Linked DNA regions of Mus musculus: region 1 is linked to region 2. A link is a loop called in an ENCODE intact Hi-C map of the cell type or tissue named here. Cell type or tissue: left cerebral cortex. All regions are shown on one strand.

Region 1 (8,000 bases), 70 kb before region 2:
ACGTGTGTACCGCCATGCCCAACACTATTCATTTGTTTTTCATACTGACCACAGCTAAAAGATCCGTTGATATGTCTTTAAGTATGTATTTGGTTTTTAGAGACAGCCCTGGCTGTCTGGAACTCTCTTTGTAGACCAGACCTAACCTAGAACACATGGAGATCCACCTGCCTCTGCCTCCCGAGTGCTAGGATTAAAGGCGTGCGACACTACACCCGGCTCAATCGAGTACACTCTTAAAAGATTTGTTTCACAAGTATTTACATATGTGTGGGTGGCTGGGGACGCTAGAAAAGGTCCTCAGATCCTCAGGGGCCGGAGTTACAGGCAGTTTTGAGCTGTTTAATGTGGACTGATGCTAGGAACTGAACTCCGGTCCTTTGGAAGGAAGAGCAGGAAGTGCTCTTTACCAGTTAGTCATCTCTCTACTCCAAGCTCTAGTCCTATGGGGGCAGTGGGATTCACTGTGACCACGTGTTCTTTGCGGGTACCCATGATGTACTGACTTGCTGGAAACTGGAAAGGTTTCTGCCTCCTGCCAGGACCTCAACCTCATGGTTTAAGCAAGAGAAGAGCTGAGTCTCCTTCCTCACTAAGCACCGGTCATCTCTCAGGATTTGCATGGGGGAAACAGGAAAGCTCGAGGCCAGCTCAGCTGGCAGAGCTTCAGCCTGGCTTGTGCAAGGCCCAGGTCCAATCCCTAGTATCCTGGATGAGGTAAAGGTGAAAGGCTGATCAGGCTAAGCCCGTCTTGGTCATGACAGCCAGGCTGTCCTGTCCTGTCCTGTCCTGCCCTGCAGAGAGGAGGAGCTGGCCTAGCCTAGGTGGCAAGGAAAAGGGCGTGGGACCTAAGCCACCAGGCTGAAGCACATCCCAGCCACCAGGCTGAAGCACATCCCTGCCACCAGCCTGTCTCCTATAGCAGGACCTAAAAGTACAGGAAGTATAGCTGTGGCAGATGAGGAAGACATATGTCCATTGAGGCCAGACTATATGCTAACGTCCTGCCTTAATCTCTGAGTGCCCAAAGAGTATACAGATACCTGAAACCACGATTCTCAAGAGTCAAGGATGACTCCAACAAATACTGTCCCAGTATGTCAAGGTCAGGGCCTTTTCCACAAGCAGCCATTTTCCTTCCTGCTTCCTGGAGAGCCCCTCCCTTCATCTGATCTGGTCCTAGACACCCACTCTGGAACAGGCTCAACCTGTGCCACTTCCTAAGTCTTGCTCATGGCTCTGGCTTCAGCTTAGCACACAGAAGGAAGCAGCCATCCATCGAGACGGCCATCCATCACTGTGGCTGTCAGGAGGACAGCGCTGTCTTCTCCAACCAGAGAATCAACATGCCAGAGCTAATGATAATGAATGGCCAGTGAACATGCATCAGCGGCTGGGCCCGGTGCTCCAGCAGGGAGCTGGGGCTGGTGGGGGACTTGGCTACAGCTTTGTCCTTCACCAGCACACTGCCCTCCTGGGACACAGGGCCATGGGTCCTGCCTGAAGCTGAGTTGGGGGTGGGGGTGCGGGTAGGGGTGGGGGGAGACTGGCCAAGCATCAGGAGCTGGAGCTGAGAATGGAGCCGGTTCCCAGCCCTAAAACAGCTGCAGGTGATTGGCATTTGTCCTTTAACCAATAGGACTAACTGCCTGCAGAAGGGGGAGCCACATTCAGACACAGGAAAAGAGCCCAAAGGGTGGGGGGTGGGGCGTCAGTGCGGCCCTGAGAAGCTGCTGTGTCCTACAGACAGCCTCTTACCAGTTACTCCTGAGCAGCTCTCTGTACTGCCTTTGAAAACAGAAAAGCTAGGAGGCTGGCTAGACAGGTAAGCGACAAACACAAGCCTGATAACTTAGAACCTACTACGTTAAGGTGGAAGGAGAGAAAGGACCTCAACAGGCCACTGTGGCGCACACCCTGCCTCCCCTCCCCCCAGATACACCCTCCCTCTAATCTCTTCCCCCAGATACACACAGACACAGACAGACGCACACAATAATAATAATAAAATTAAATGGAGTTGCTGGAGTGTTAGTGCTGAGCAGAAGGGAGCGTCCGGCACAGCAGCCGGCATGGGCAGGCACCAGCAGAGAAAGTTGTCTCTTTATCATCCCACAGCCTTACATCCCATGACGCCGGGGTGTGGCTCCCAACGCCAGCACGTAGGGCGCATCTCCCCTTGTGAAGGAGGAGACTGGCATCACTCTGGGGGCTCCATCTTCCCCACTGGTCCAGGAGCTACAGGAGCATGCCCTGGACACCCAGCGCTGGTACCAGCCAATACTGAGGGGTCCTGGAGGTCAGGGGAGTGGGATGGGGGACCCAGGGGCAGGCAGATCACACCTGCTCTACAAAGATCCTTGGTGTCTCTTTTTACCCCATCTAGAGTAGTTAAAGTAGTACAAGGTAAGTGTCCTCCACAGAGTGTGTGTGCACACACCTGTGTGTGCATGAGTGCGTGTGTATCCGTGTGTGCACACACGTGTGTTCTCTCTTCACAGGCTCTTTGATGCCTGAGTTGGTCTAAACGTTTACTCATCTACCTGAGTAGGGACCAGAGGTCTCCTGTGCTTTCTTTGGGAGGACGTGCTTAGGGGGTTCTGGGTGAGACTTCTCCAGAGACTACAGGACCTGCCTCTGCTGACCCTGGCAGTAACAACCCACTCTGGATATCTTTTCTACTTAAAGGAAGGAATTCAAGCTAGCCTGGCTCCTTCTGGTACTGGGCAGGTCCCCTTCCCGTGCCTTGCAGAAGATGTGTCCCACCCACTTTCGGGATTAACTCTTCTACTCTATGGCTACAAGGTTCTCCTAGAGCAGCTCCACCTGAGGTAGAAGAAGCAGGGCAGGTGCTCAGCCTCCAGAGCAATGAAGCTACTGGTATGAAAGCAGGAGCTCTGGCCTTGCCAGACACACACACACACACACACACACACACACACACCCCACACACACACACCCCACACACACACACACACACACACACACACACACACACCACACACACACACACACACACACACACACACACACACACACACACACCACACACACACACACACACACACACACACACACACACCACACACACACACACACACACACACACACACACACACACACACAGCGCCTGGGAGACAGAGTCACCATTCTTCATTCTGGAGTCATCAAGGCAGCTTGGTTAGTGACCATGGGGACAGCAGAGGCAGGAGCCTGGCTGTGGGCCAGCTAATCTCCTTCCTGGAGATAGAAATATAAAACTTCAGACACGGGCACCCTCCCCACTGAAGGCTGCTTGGCCTTCCCTCCAGAGTGGCCGGCCAGTGCAGCGGGACTGAGGAAGAGGGGGAGAGGTGACAGATGCCCCTGGCCTGAAGGAGCATTTGTTCTGGGGCTGCAGGGCTGTGGCTCTGTAGGCAGTGACCATGAGGGACAACCCTGTGCAGAGACTATGTTCATGATCACCTTCCCTCTGCTGACCACAGGGGCCGTCCCTTGCCTTGGAATGTCTAGGTAGCTGTCCCGCCAACCTCCTGGGTGGATCGGCGGTTCTGGTCTGGTGGGTAGACCTGCATGTGGCTGAGATAGGCGGATCAGAGCTGCGGACAAGCGGAGCTGCCGAGAGGGGAGCCCAGCATAGTGTTCTGCTTGGTCTTGACTGATGCTGGCTGATGGTGCAATTGTCAGCCTATGGCCGGCTCTTCTCTAGGAAAGGCTAATGACGTGTCTGCTTCATCCCGATGGTCTGTCTACAGAGACCCCAAGTTCCTCTCTACACACTGACCTCTGCATGTACAAGGGTATCCAGATAAACCAGCCTACAAGATGCAGACCGCCACGGCTCGTGTGGTCCTCTCTACTTGTGGAGTAGCCACAGAGACTCCTGAAGCGTGGCCATGGGGCAGGACAGTATTAGCAAGCGGGGCTGGCTGGCCGCATGCAGATGGGGACTCCTGGGGAGCAGCAGCTGAGGAGCAGGACAGGACTCAAAGGCCGCCTGGCAACAGCGAGTGGAGACAGATGGCCCAGGCTTACAAGACCCCTGACTGCTGGCTGCTGCGACAGATCAGAGCAGCCTCACTAGGAGACTCTTGCCCCTGGGACTACCCCAGACCTGGAGACGGTGGAAACTAAAAAGCCCTCCTGTTCCCAGGTGAAGGTCTCTTCTTGGGCACCTGTGGCCTTGTTTGCCATCTCTGCTTAGTTGCACCCTGCCTGCTGGCTTAGAAAACAAATCTGGGGCACTTGTAGGGGGTAGGGTGGGAGAGCAGGGCTGCGCAACTTCCCCAGGCAGAACAGGCCGTGCTCCTCTATGGATGCCTGGCGAGGACGAGGACCGTGCCTGACCCACTTTGAGGGGAGCGTGGAGCTGGAGAGCAGGAGGTGTCAGTTCTGAATACACAAACAGGGGAGGAAGTCCTATGGGTCCATGGCAGCCCAGAGGAGGGCGGTGGTGCTCCACAGCAGCCTTTATTAGAAAGAATTGCCTTTTTAATAACACCGCTGGGGTGCTCTGAGCTGAGCCAGCTGTTGGTGAGCCGAAGTGGGAGGCATCTGTGCGTGGCACAGCTGGGAGGGTGGGTGGGTAATGGGATTGAAGTAATAATTCCATTGTGGCCCCTTCTAGCCTGAGAGCTCCCTCAGGGCAGCCAGCAGGATAGGGAAGGAGCCACCAACAGGTCTAAGTCTTGTTGCTTGGGGCTCAGGATTGAAGCCTGGTTGCTAGACCTGCTCTGGCTGACTCGTGTCCCTGGGCCACCTGATGCTCACTGACAGCTGAGACTAAAGATAATCCCCCGTGCCCCAACAACAAGAACGAGTCTGCTCATCTCTCTCTGGTGGGAGTGGGGTACAGGCTGGAGCGCAGGGTCCCCAGATGGGTGTGTGGCGAGGGGGTAGAAGAGATTGCTGTGCTGATCCTGGGCACAGCAGTTTGTTTTTGAACATGGCTGAGGTAACGTCCCTGACCTCACAGCCAGTCCCAAGGGAGGTTCATTCTGGGACAGCTGGCAATAAGGGTGATGCCCCTGCCTCAGTGCTGAGCAGGTGCTAAGCATAGCTCTAAGGAGCACCTTCTACTCAGCCTCACTGTATCCTTCACAGTCTCTCAAGGAAACTCTTCCTTGCCACAGCACAGAAGCAGGCGGCAGAGGACAGAAGCCTGGTCTGTGCTCAGTGGGCCACCTTAGGGACAGTCTGTGATGGCTACCTAGGAGAGCCAACTGGAAGACCAGAGGCTGGCAGGGAGGTGTATGCTGGCCTGGAGGATGCCCTCCCTTACTGGACAGTAGAGTCTTCCTGTCCTGGTGAACTCAGAGGCATTTACTACCTAAGTGCCCTCAGGGCTGAAGTAATGGCTCAGCTGTTAAGGGCACTTACTACTGAGGAGCCAGGTTTGCTTCCCAGCATCCACATGGCTGATAACAACTGTCTGTAACTCCAGTCCCAGAGGATCTGATGGTTTTCTCATACCCTCTGGAGCCAGGCCCTTACATGGTGCACATACATACACACGCAGGCAAAACAGCCACACACGTTAAAAACAGACAAATCAGAGCTCTCCTCAAATCAGCCAGTATGGCATAAGCAACGAATCCACGGTGGTATTTGTCACCTATATCTTGACATTTCCCTGGACAACTGGCTATTTGTAAAGGCCACCTAAGCCTTCAAGGAGACCTAGGCCACTATTGAAGTGAGGGGAGGGTAGAAGAAAAGTCCTCAGAGAGATCTACCTGAGGCTCCCGGGCACAACTCTGGGGGCCCAAGATCAACCCCGGCTTCATCTCAACAGATGGCAGAACAAATTCCTAATTAAGCGCAAGAAACCTTCCGGCTCAGCACAGTTATTCACGATTTTCCGGTCCCTTTGGTGCCCATTCTTTCTCCTGTCTTCTGGAACCTGGGCCAGCTTACTGCCTCCCAGAGCTCCCTGCTCAGCTCTTGAAAAGGAACAGCCCTCATTTGGGGAGAGGGGAGAGAGGGAGTGGGTGATGGCCAAGTGTGGGAAGGAGGGAGGGGAGGCCGGCCTTGTGGGGCCGCACCAACGCAGCTGCTTCTCACAGACATCTTGGCAGAGGCTCCCGAGGACCTCTGAGATCACTGCCTGAAGGGAGTTCTAGAAAAACCCCAGGGGAGAGACTCCCTTACTGTGGCCTGGGCTTGGTTTGGTAGACTGAGGTCCCTGCTGTTTGGTGTGGCTTTGGGGACTTCTGGGGGATTCTGTTGCCTGGTTCTCCTCAGAGCAAGACCTGGGGTTAGGTGAAGGAAAATGCCCGCTCTTGCTTCTCGCTCTCGCTGAGAAGAGCCACCCTGGCGGCACTTCCTCTGCCCCAGCTGGGAGCTTAACCACGCTCACTGTGGTTTAGCTACTTAACAGCAATTTTCCTTTTCCTGGGCGGCTCTGTCACTGGGAGGCCCAGTCTTCTAAGTTCAAAGGTCTGACTGAGTCTCTCATGGAGAAAAATGACTGCCTTGTGCTCTGTCACCCACAGCAGTGTGCCTGAGAGACTCCCGGCATTTGAGTCCAAGGGTCTCCGTGAAGGCAGTGAAGACAGCCGAAGTGTCGAAGTGTCGCTAGCAAGAGACAAGTGTGGGATCCTTTCTAGCTGCTCTCTGCTCAGGCGCCCATGGAGGTCACAGACCCTCAGGACCACTGCCTCCTGCCCCGCAGCACTCAGGAGATGCTAGGAGGCCCCAGGAGGCCCAGGGTAGACCTGGAGCTTTTCTGCCCTGTAGGAGGCAGGATAGCAGTTCCCATGGAGGAATAGCAGCTTTGAGACAGGAACTCAAATATTATATACCTGGTGCCGGCCTTGAGTCTTTTCTTTCTTCTTTCTTTTCTCTCTCTTTCTTTCTTTCTTTCTTTCTTTCTTTCTTTCTTTCTTTCTTTCTTTCTTTCTTTCTTTCTTTCTTTCTTTCCTTCCTTCCTTCCTTCCTTCCTTCTTTCTTTCTTTCTCTCTCTCTCTCTTCCTCCCTTCCTTTTTTTCTTTCTCTCTCTCTCTTTTTTTTGAGATAGGGTTTCTCTGTGTAGCTCTGTTGTCCCAGAACTCACTCTGTAGACCAGGCTGGCCTTGAACTGAGAGAGATCTAGCCCCCTGTCCCCTGCCTCTGCCTCCCAAGTGCTGAGATTAAAGGCATGTGTCACCACTGCCTACCCTTACTTAGTTTCTTTAATATTTATTCCTGAAGTTTTAGTTGTCTGTCTGTCTGCATGTGGGTACATACACGTACATGCAGGTAGGTGCCAGTGGGGCGGAGGCATTAGATCCCCCTGGAGCTGGAGTTACAGGAGGTTGTAAGCCACCCCCAGATGCTGAGAACGTGTAACATGTAACGTGTACTCTCGCCTGTCCCTGTGAATGTTGGCAGCAAGTTAGATACTGAAGCTCTGGCTTCATCTGCTGCCCAGTGCTTGTTTACTGCTGCATAGACCCCGAGTTTCTGGAGATCCTGTCTTTTGCTCCCAATTTCCCATAAGAACTGAGATGCCAGACCTCTGTGCTACTGTGCCCAGCTTTTACGTGGGTTGGGGGGGGGGCCCAAGTGAGGCTATCAGGCTCGTACAGAGAGTGGTTTATACCCACTGCGCCATCTCCCTAACACAGCCAGTGTCTGTCCCGATGCAGGGGAGGGTAGAGCGGAGGGAAGCAAAGGTGGGCTGGTTTGGTGGGATGAGGAGCTCTGCTGGAATCCTCATGCTGTGATCCTCTGTCCTCACCCAGTTCTAGTTCTCACAGGAACATTTATTTACTCTAAGCTCTTCCCTCCCTCGCAGGCTCGCTCTCCTTCCTCAGCCTCCTTCCTCTCTCTCTGAGACTGGGTCTGATGAGTTCAAGCTCCCTTTCCTATGTAGTCAAGGCTGGCCTTGAACTCCTGACCCCCCCAGCCTCCTCCTCCCAAGTGTGTGGCTTATAAATGTGTGCCACTACACTGGGCCCCAAGCTGCTCTCTTTAGATGGAAACTTTGTTAAAAATAATATAGAAGTTCAACTGTCACT
Region 2 (8,000 bases):
AAATCCAAGTAACCAGCAGCTTCCTTCCAAAGTAGGCCCTTCTGAAGTTCCACCGTAGCCAAAGTAAACCTGTCAGCTGCCTGCGGAGGAGTCAGCTGCCTGTCAGTCGGCTCACTCACTGTACCCACCTACCTAATCTTGCTGCCTGGGGTAGCTATACTACCTTTGCCTCTAGACCAGGGTCAAAGCTGGGAGGAACCCAGATGAACCTGGGTGCTCTCACACTCATGCCTGGCATCTTATCCATCTGCCTAAGAGCCCTGCAGGCTGGGGACTGGTACCCTGCCTCGCTGCACCGGAGCTAAGGTTTGCAGGCACTGAGGAACTTCCTGCGTTTCAGAGCCAGGAAGCTGCAGAGCGGAGACTCTCCAGGCTACTGTGCCTGACCCTAAAGCCTACACTTTTGGCCTCCCTGTCAGCAAGGAGTAGGTTGATTCTATCTGGAATTCCATCTCTGGGTGGACTGGTTGCATAAACAAGCCCAGGTGTGCTGGTCGGGGATGAACTGGGATAAAGGTCCTTTATAGCTACTATATATTCACTCATTAATTCAAATACCATTTATTGAACACCTCCCTAGAGTAGGTTCAGAGCTGAGTTGGTAACAGCGATTGGAATAACCCAAGGCTGTGCCCCGGGGCTTCCCATGTAGTAGAGGCCATCAGCACAGTGTGTACAGGGCCACAGGGATACGCAGCTTGCCTGAGGGGATTTGAATCTTTGCTGTGGCCGAGAGTAAGAGGGTGGGTAGCAAATTTGTGGAGGTCTGTGGCACTACATAGAACTATTATTGTTCTTATTAAATTTTGATGCAGAATCCCACTCTGTCCCCAGTCTCTGGCTTGAACTGGCAATCCTCCTGCCTTTACCTCCCATGTGCTGGGTTTATAGGCCTGAGCCACCACACCCAGCTCATCACATAAACACTAAACAACAGTGATCTTTGAGCGCTTCTGAGGGCTGGGCTTGGCCAGCTGTACCTGCCGAGGTAGGGAGAAATCATCACTGTGAACTATTTATTACTTCAAATGCCAACAATCAACATTTACTGAGCACTTACTTAGTGCCAGGTATTGAGTGACTTACACACACATCCTTATGTAATCCTAATAACCTCATGAGGTCACCACCATCATCCCCAACTTACACAATAGGAAACAGAGGCTTAGGGAGATGAAGAAACTGGGCTCCAGGAAGGCCAGCCAGGACAGCTGAGCTGGCTCAGGAGGGCTGCCCAGGGCCCACTTTGGACAAGCTCAAGGATTTAGGCCTTGTTCCATGTCTGGCACTGAGCAGGGAAAAACAATAAGAAGGCAGGTGAAGGGCTGGCGAGATAGCATAGATGACAAAGCTCTTGCTTGCAAGCATGAGGACCTGAGTTCAATCCCCAGACCAACCCCTTCACCAAAAACAAAAAAACAACCAACCAAACAAACAACAATAAAACAAACAAACAAAAACAAAAAGACACCCCACAGAGGAGTTTTAGGTTTATAATCCTAGCCCTGGGAAAGTGGAGGCAGGAGAATCTCTAAGGCTTACTGCCCAACCAGCTTAGCCGGATTTGTAAATTCCAGCCTGGTGCACCTTTACTTCCAGCACTCAGGAGGTAGAGGCAGAAGGCTCTTCTGTGAGTTCAAGACCAGCCTGATCTACATAATTTCAAGCCAGCCCAAGGTGGCATAGTGAGCTCTGGTCTCAAAACAAACCCACTACCCCTACAAAGCTCAAAGTCCCAGGTCTTAGTGAGGGATACTGTTTTTAGGAACAAGGTGGAGGCTCAAGATGACAGAGCATGCCCGTGACCCCAGCATTTGGGATGCAAAGGCAAGAGAACTTCTGTGAGTTGAGGACAACCTGGTCTACAGAGCAGCCAGAGGGCCACAATCAAACCCTGTTTCAGAGAAGAAACCTCTGTCTACCTCCTGGGCCTCAGCGGGCTCCCAGGGATGGCCACCAGTGTTCCAGGCTCCTGTCATCACCAGCCTTGCTTCCTCCTGGCCCACCATGACCAGCCAGTCTCTACAACAGCCTTCTCCTGCTCACACCTTTGAGATTAACAGAGCAGTTCCCACTCCGCAAACAAATACAGGCTGAACTGTCAGATCTCAGCTGGGTGCCTCATATTTAGAGGAAAGGGATTCCTTGGTGTTTGTTGGCACATTTTGCAATATTGGATGGGGTGTGGGAAAATGTTGCAGGCAAGGCCTCATATCATATGGCGACTCTATAGTAGAGAGAGACACTTAGGGGAACAAAGCTGAAGGGACTGGGGTTTTCATGGGCAACAGTGAACTAACGGGCCACAAGTGCTCCTTATTGTTTCCGTAACTACTGAGAAGACAGGCCACGCTGCCACTGCTCCTGTTTTAGAGATGGGGAAAATCAAATTCTGAAAATGATTGGCATGCCCCATGATGGTTCTAGACTCTCCTGGCCTGAGGGAGGATCTACACAAATTTAGGTGTCCCACTACCACCTAGGGATGCTGATTCTTTGTCCTCTCAGGAAGACAGATCTGCCAGCAGGCAGCCACAGACTTTTTAGATACAAAACATTCTGATACAGAGCCTTCCGCAGCAGCCTCGCCACTGCCCTCCAGCACCCAACAGTACAACCAGAGAGTGCAACTTGGTGTGTATGTGGAGTGAGGGGAGGCTGCTGGCTATCTGTGCTGGTGCTAAAGTCCAAAGGAAAGAATGGGAGGCGGGGGCGGGAGCGGAGGGGGTGGTGGTGGAAGGGTGGGGATGGGGGTGGGGGATGAATGGTGAATCAATGGACAGGGCACAAAGTTCAAATTGGGTTTGTGCCTAAGAGCAGAGGTCACCTGTTCCAACTTGCTGCCAGGGGCTCTACTACTGCTTACCGATGCCAATTTGGCACTGGCAGGAAGTGGGAACTTGGTGGCCCTGGCATTCCCAGAGTCAAACTCTGGCAGAACCGGGCTTCTGGTGACCTCACTTCCACCAAACCAGTTGGTACTCTCAGGCTCCGCCTTCAACCTTACGGGGCTGAACAGTGCCCTTTCCCTGTGGAGGGAGGATCTTCCTGGCTCCATGGATACCGCTGATCTACATGTGGCGGCGGTATCGATCAGGAAGAGAGAGCCAGTGCGTACTGAAGGGACCCTGCTCCCAGGGTCTGAGCCCTGAACCTGGCCTCCTTCCCTCCTTGTTTTCTAAGGGACAGGGAGGCTCTCAGCACAACTCCTGTTTTGCCAACTGCCCCTCCAGCAGCTGATCCAAACTGGGGTTGTTTGGGGGAAATACCAACCACTGGCAAAACCCAACCAGCCGGCTTACAATCGCTGGACAGAGAAGAGGAGACACCAGGGCGGGACCACCTGCGAGGGTCGGCTCTGCAGGACGCTGCCTGGCCTGTTCCTGCTCCCTCCCCCACCCATCTTTCTCCTTTTCCTCCTCTTCTAAGGTCCTCCCACCAGGCTCCCAGATACCAGCTAGCGAGCGCTTACTCCTCACATTCCAGAGGACCATAAATCCTCCGGGGTGGCAGAGCCACCACCCCCAAGACGCTTCTGCACCTCCTCCCGGCACCCCACCCCCACCCCTAGCTCCGAGACGTTGAGACTTCCTCTCTTTCTTAGAAGTCACTTTAGTCTTGAGAAGGATGAAGTCCAACCGGTGTGAGTTAATGATGCACAAACTAGAGGACCCAGGATGTGGGTAGGGCTGAAGGGGTCCTCCCAGGGACCCTTAGTTATTCAGCCTTTAAGCCACTTTGAGCTACCATCCACAGGGACTGAAGAGAAGAGAGTAGAAAGAGGGAGGGAGGGAGGGAGATGCGGGGGGTGGTGGGGAGAGCTCTTAGCTTAGCTGTAGGCAAGGATAACCCAGGAATGAGTCCGGGTTGTGGGGCGGAATCCAAGGAATGGGAGCAGAGAAGGGGACTGGGTTTCTTTGCGCCGTCTTCGCAAAGTTCAAGCAGTCAGGAGATGCAGGCGGCAAAGGAGCTCCGCTCCCCAGCCAGCCCGGACAGGGCGGTGGGGTCGCTGGTCGCACTCCGAAGCTCGCCTTAGAAACTGCGAAGGCTCCGGGACAGAGGGCAGAAGCCGTTTCCTCCTCGCTGCTCGAGTTTCAGAAAGTGCTTGGAAGTCCGGGGTGCCCGAGTCTCTCTAGAATCCTAGTCCTACACCAAGCCCAACCCGCACTTACCAAGTGGCTCTTTTCGGCCTCATTCTGGTCCCCAGCCTCATGAGTGTCGGCGGCCGCTGGAGGCTCGGCTTGTTCGGACTTCTCCTGGGGGCGCAGCAGCTCTTCCCGGATCGAGACGCCCAGCTTCTTGAGACGCTCGTCGGTCTCCGGGTCGACCACCAGCAGGCGCACGGCGTTCAGCGCTGCGCGGATGCGGCTCACCACCTGCTGATGCGTCTCCTTCTCCACATTCTCACCGTTCACCTCCACCAATCGGTCTCCAGCCAACAACCCCGACTTCTCGGCCGGCGAGCCAGGTTCTACCAGACGGATAAACTGGCCCACCTTGCCCTTCTCCCCGTGCAGGTGGAAGCCGTAGCCATTTGGACCCTTCTCCAGGCAGCAGAGCCGGGGCAGAGGCTCCCCGGCCGCTGCGTCCGCGCTCATCTTGTTCTGCGAAGGCTCAGCGCGGGTGCCGTCGGAGGCCGGGGACTCACGACCTTTCTCCCCGAGCCGCAGAGCTCGAGTTGGGAGCTGAGCACCGCACGGGGCACAGGGAACAGGTGTCCCGGGAACCGCGGTTGCGAACGCACAGGAAGGGAGCCGGCCAATCCCCGCCCTGCGCGGCGTCTGAGCGTTCCAGAACCCGCCCCAGCTCCTAAACCCGAGGGCGGGGCCGCGCGGTGGGTGTGGATCACAGTAGACCAATCAGAAATCACGAACCGGGCTCTTGCGCCAGGGTGAACAAATCTAACCAATCAGGAGAGTGGGGCGTGGCCTGCACTCGGCGCGGCACCCCGCAGCGGGAGAAGAAAAGAGAGCCCAGGAAGTGGAAGTGTTTGTTACCAAGTGCGGAGTTGGGCTGATCGGGCGGGGCCGAGGCCGGGGCTGGGGCGGGGTTCCAGGTACTGAGCCCAGAGGCCCCACGGGCTCCGCTCTGGTTTCCACGTTGTGGAGGGGGATTTAGAAGAGCTAGTCTCTGGGTAAAGGATTCTCAACGCTTTAACCGCCTTGAGCCAAAGCCTGTTGCATAGCTTGGCCCGAGAGAGGGGAGCGACAGTTGCTGGGGAAACCACCCCATGCTCCCCCACACTCACTCCTCCCCCTCCCCAGAGCCAACTTAAGAACCGGACGGATGTCTTCTGTAACACAGTAACACTGTAACAGGGTAACTGTAACAGAATAACTCCGGAGTAGAGTTGTTTAAATAACAAAGTTTCTTCTTGTGGAGCCGCCCCTCTATCCCTGGACATGCATATAGACAGAGGTTTGGGCTCTGATCCCTTCTAGAAACTTGTAGGGCTTGGTAGAGACTGAGGCTCCTTGCAGCCCACCTGGAAGACAGGCTGTCTGAGAACAGATAAATGAATAATAAATAAAGGGCTTAGTTTTGGCAGTAGCCTTTAGCCACGGAGAGAGGGCGGGTGAGACAGCTAGGTAGTCAATCTCAGGATTCACTTCAGAGGGAATGGAAGACTGGCTTTGTTCAACAGAAAAATGACTTGGATTGTGAGATAAGCATTCCAGCTCCCTCTTGCCAGCGCAGATGTGGCCACAGAGGCTGGGGGTGGGGGAGGGTAGTCAGTTAAGGGTAAGTTGAACCTATGAGGACGCCAATGGGTGAAGATGGAATGATTCGGACATTGGGTAACAGTTTCCCACAACGTGCCACGTAACAAACTCTCTAACACGATCCTCCTTCTGGGAATAAACAGAGGGGGAAAAACCGGTCAGAGTATATTTTCCAAAATACTGCAATTTAATTCTGGAAAAACAGAAATGCCAGAGGCCCAGAGCTATGTATGTGACTAGAGCTCCAGCAATCAGCTCAGAGCCCCAGAAGAGAACCCGGAGCCCAGGCTCCTCCCTGATCTTCCTATGAGAGGTCACAGAGAGTTTCCTTATCAACCCAAGTTTAGAGTGCTGACTTTGCTCTGGGAGCAAGATTTCTGCCTTGAAAGCAAATATAGTAACCTCAGATATGTGTAATGCATACTTTCTTGGAGCCTCACTCGCTGCCCAACCTATATAGATGTAGTAAAGCTTCCTTTGGTCATGGATCTGCACACCTCCGAGTGTCCTTCCTTCTAAGGGTCAGATCAGAGCTTTGGGAGACACATGGCCTTGGGCCTACAGGGCTTGTTGCCCCTCTCCGTACCCCAGACTTGCTCATACTTCCTTGTTTTGTGCACATAGCATCAGCCCGCCCCCAAATCGACAACTTCCCACCCTCTCAACCCGATTTAGCGGAAGAGGAAAAGATAAAACCATTTTGCCCTAGTATTGGTCTGAAGTTAAAGAGAGAGAGGGAGAGAGAGAGAGAGCGAGCAAGCTGGGGCTTAGTGGGAAAAACTGGCCTATGGCTTTGTTCAGTTCTGCCTCCCACCCATTCCAGGAGCCAACAAGTTCTTTATCTGGCTCTGACCTCTGCCTTAAATATCCGTGGTGCTGTACACCTTGTCTCGGGATTGGGAGGGAGGGGAAGTTTTTTCCAGACTCTGACCTCTGGTTGTCTAGGAACCCAGGTGGAAAGTTGACAAGAGAGGTTCCATGGGAGAGCGGGGCATCCCCTGGGATGTGAGGTCCAGAGATCAGGAAGGAGTGTTTTCAGGTGCCCCACTGCTCGTGTGTGCTGAAGAAAAAGCCCGTGCACGCTTCCAGAAGGAGGGTTGGGAAAGCCAGAGGTAGCCAAGCAGACTCAGTACCTAGTAATTGCTATTCCTCTTAGGACAATCTCCATGTTTATCTTGCCCAAGGCTTTGGGCTAGCTCCCTGCATGAGGGCCCTTATTATCTTTCTGGGAGCTGGGAGAGGAGAAGTCTGGGGTCTCCTTCACCCCCTTAGTGAGGATTGGTGATGGGGTCACAACCAGCTCCCACACCCTAGCAGTGCTTTGGCGCCCCCTGGTGCTATGCTGGTGCAGTAACACTCTTGCTAGGAGAGAGGCCCAGCCTTTTAGAACTTAGTCCCAGAAAGCAAAGGACCACCGAGTCCCGACCTATTTTGGTTTTGGGGGGCATACGGGTACCTTTTGTGTTATTAGTTTATGTATATTAAGATAAAGTATGAGTATTTAATCCTTCCCATGATGCAGGGAAGCTAAAGAACCTAGGGTAATGGCTACTCCCTTGGCAGGGGCTGCCCACTGAGCCCCCAGCTTCTCCTAGTTGGTGTGGCAGTTGGAGTACTGCATCCCCAAGGGTCTCTGGGCCTCCTCTTAGCCCCTAGGGGGTCACACAAAGGAGCAGCAGCTGGAGCGCTTCTTCTGGGACTCCACATAGTCTCGGATCTGGAAGCTGGGCTCATCAGGCTGCCTCCCTGCACGGTATTTCAGTTCCCTGGAATAGGAAGAATGATGGGACTGGGAGTGTAGAGCCTGACATTCCCCTCCCCCACCACTGGCTTTCCAGATCGTCCTCCGTCCCACCTCAGGCTCCCCTTTCCTGCTCAGCTCTTACTTGGCAATTGCCAGAAAGGCCAACTCCACGTTCATGCCAGTCTTGGCACTGGTCTCCATGAAAGGAACACCATATTCCTGCCCAGGAAGAGAGTATCCTCAGGGCCTGCTTCTGGCCTCCTCTCTCACCATTCACCCAACCCCATTGGCAGTCACTTACCCTGGCCAGTGTCTCTCCATCTTCAGAACGGATCACCCTTTCGCTGCTTACATCGGCCTGTCAAGCCCATGTGTGTCAATCAACTTCTGGGAAGGAAGCATGGATCCCAGAAAGCCTATCTTTTTGCCCCAGGAGCAAGCACTACCTGCCCTCTTCTGGTAGTCTGAGGGACTGCAGGCAGGTGTGATTGGCCTGGAGCCAGGGTTTCTGGGTTGCTCCGGCCATGTGCCCA

Evidence for each region. Peaks named below come from ENCODE experiments on the same cell type or tissue, not always from the same donor. Only the 100,000 strongest peaks of a DNase experiment are listed, where the experiment ranks them.
Region 1: it touches region 2 in a loop (9-fold over the local background); 2 of 42 quality-filtered maps call a loop at or near these places.

What each region holds. Positions count from the first base shown.
Region 1 is chr11:115,230,087-115,238,086 of GRCm38, reverse strand. The region is part of intron 9 of Tmem104 (transmembrane protein 104); the gene reads right to left. Among named protein-coding and RNA genes, the nearest start is that of Grin2c, 33 kb to the left of the region's middle. In left cerebral cortex, a CTCF peak has its summit at 4,444 (motif pointing right); DNase peaks (open chromatin) are centred at 3,995, 4,354 and 5,952; H3K27ac peaks cover 2,958 bases.
Region 2 is chr11:115,160,124-115,168,123 of GRCm38, reverse strand. Rab37 (RAB37, member RAS oncogene family) reads right to left here. Exons shown (of 9, transcript NM_021411.4): 7 at 7,769-7,825; 8 at 7,610-7,686; 9 at 5,884-7,489. The coding sequence ends at 7,384. Slc9a3r1 (solute carrier family 9 (sodium/hydrogen exchanger), member 3 regulator 1) reads right to left here and starts at 4,783. Exons shown (of 6, transcript NM_012030.2): 1 at 4,173-4,783. The coding sequence starts at 4,598. In left cerebral cortex, CTCF peaks have their summits at 4,308, 7,056 (motif pointing left) and 7,931 (motif pointing left); DNase peaks (open chromatin) are centred at 2,950, 4,877, 7,015 and 7,924; H3K4me3 peaks cover 3,294 bases; H3K27ac peaks cover 1,195 bases.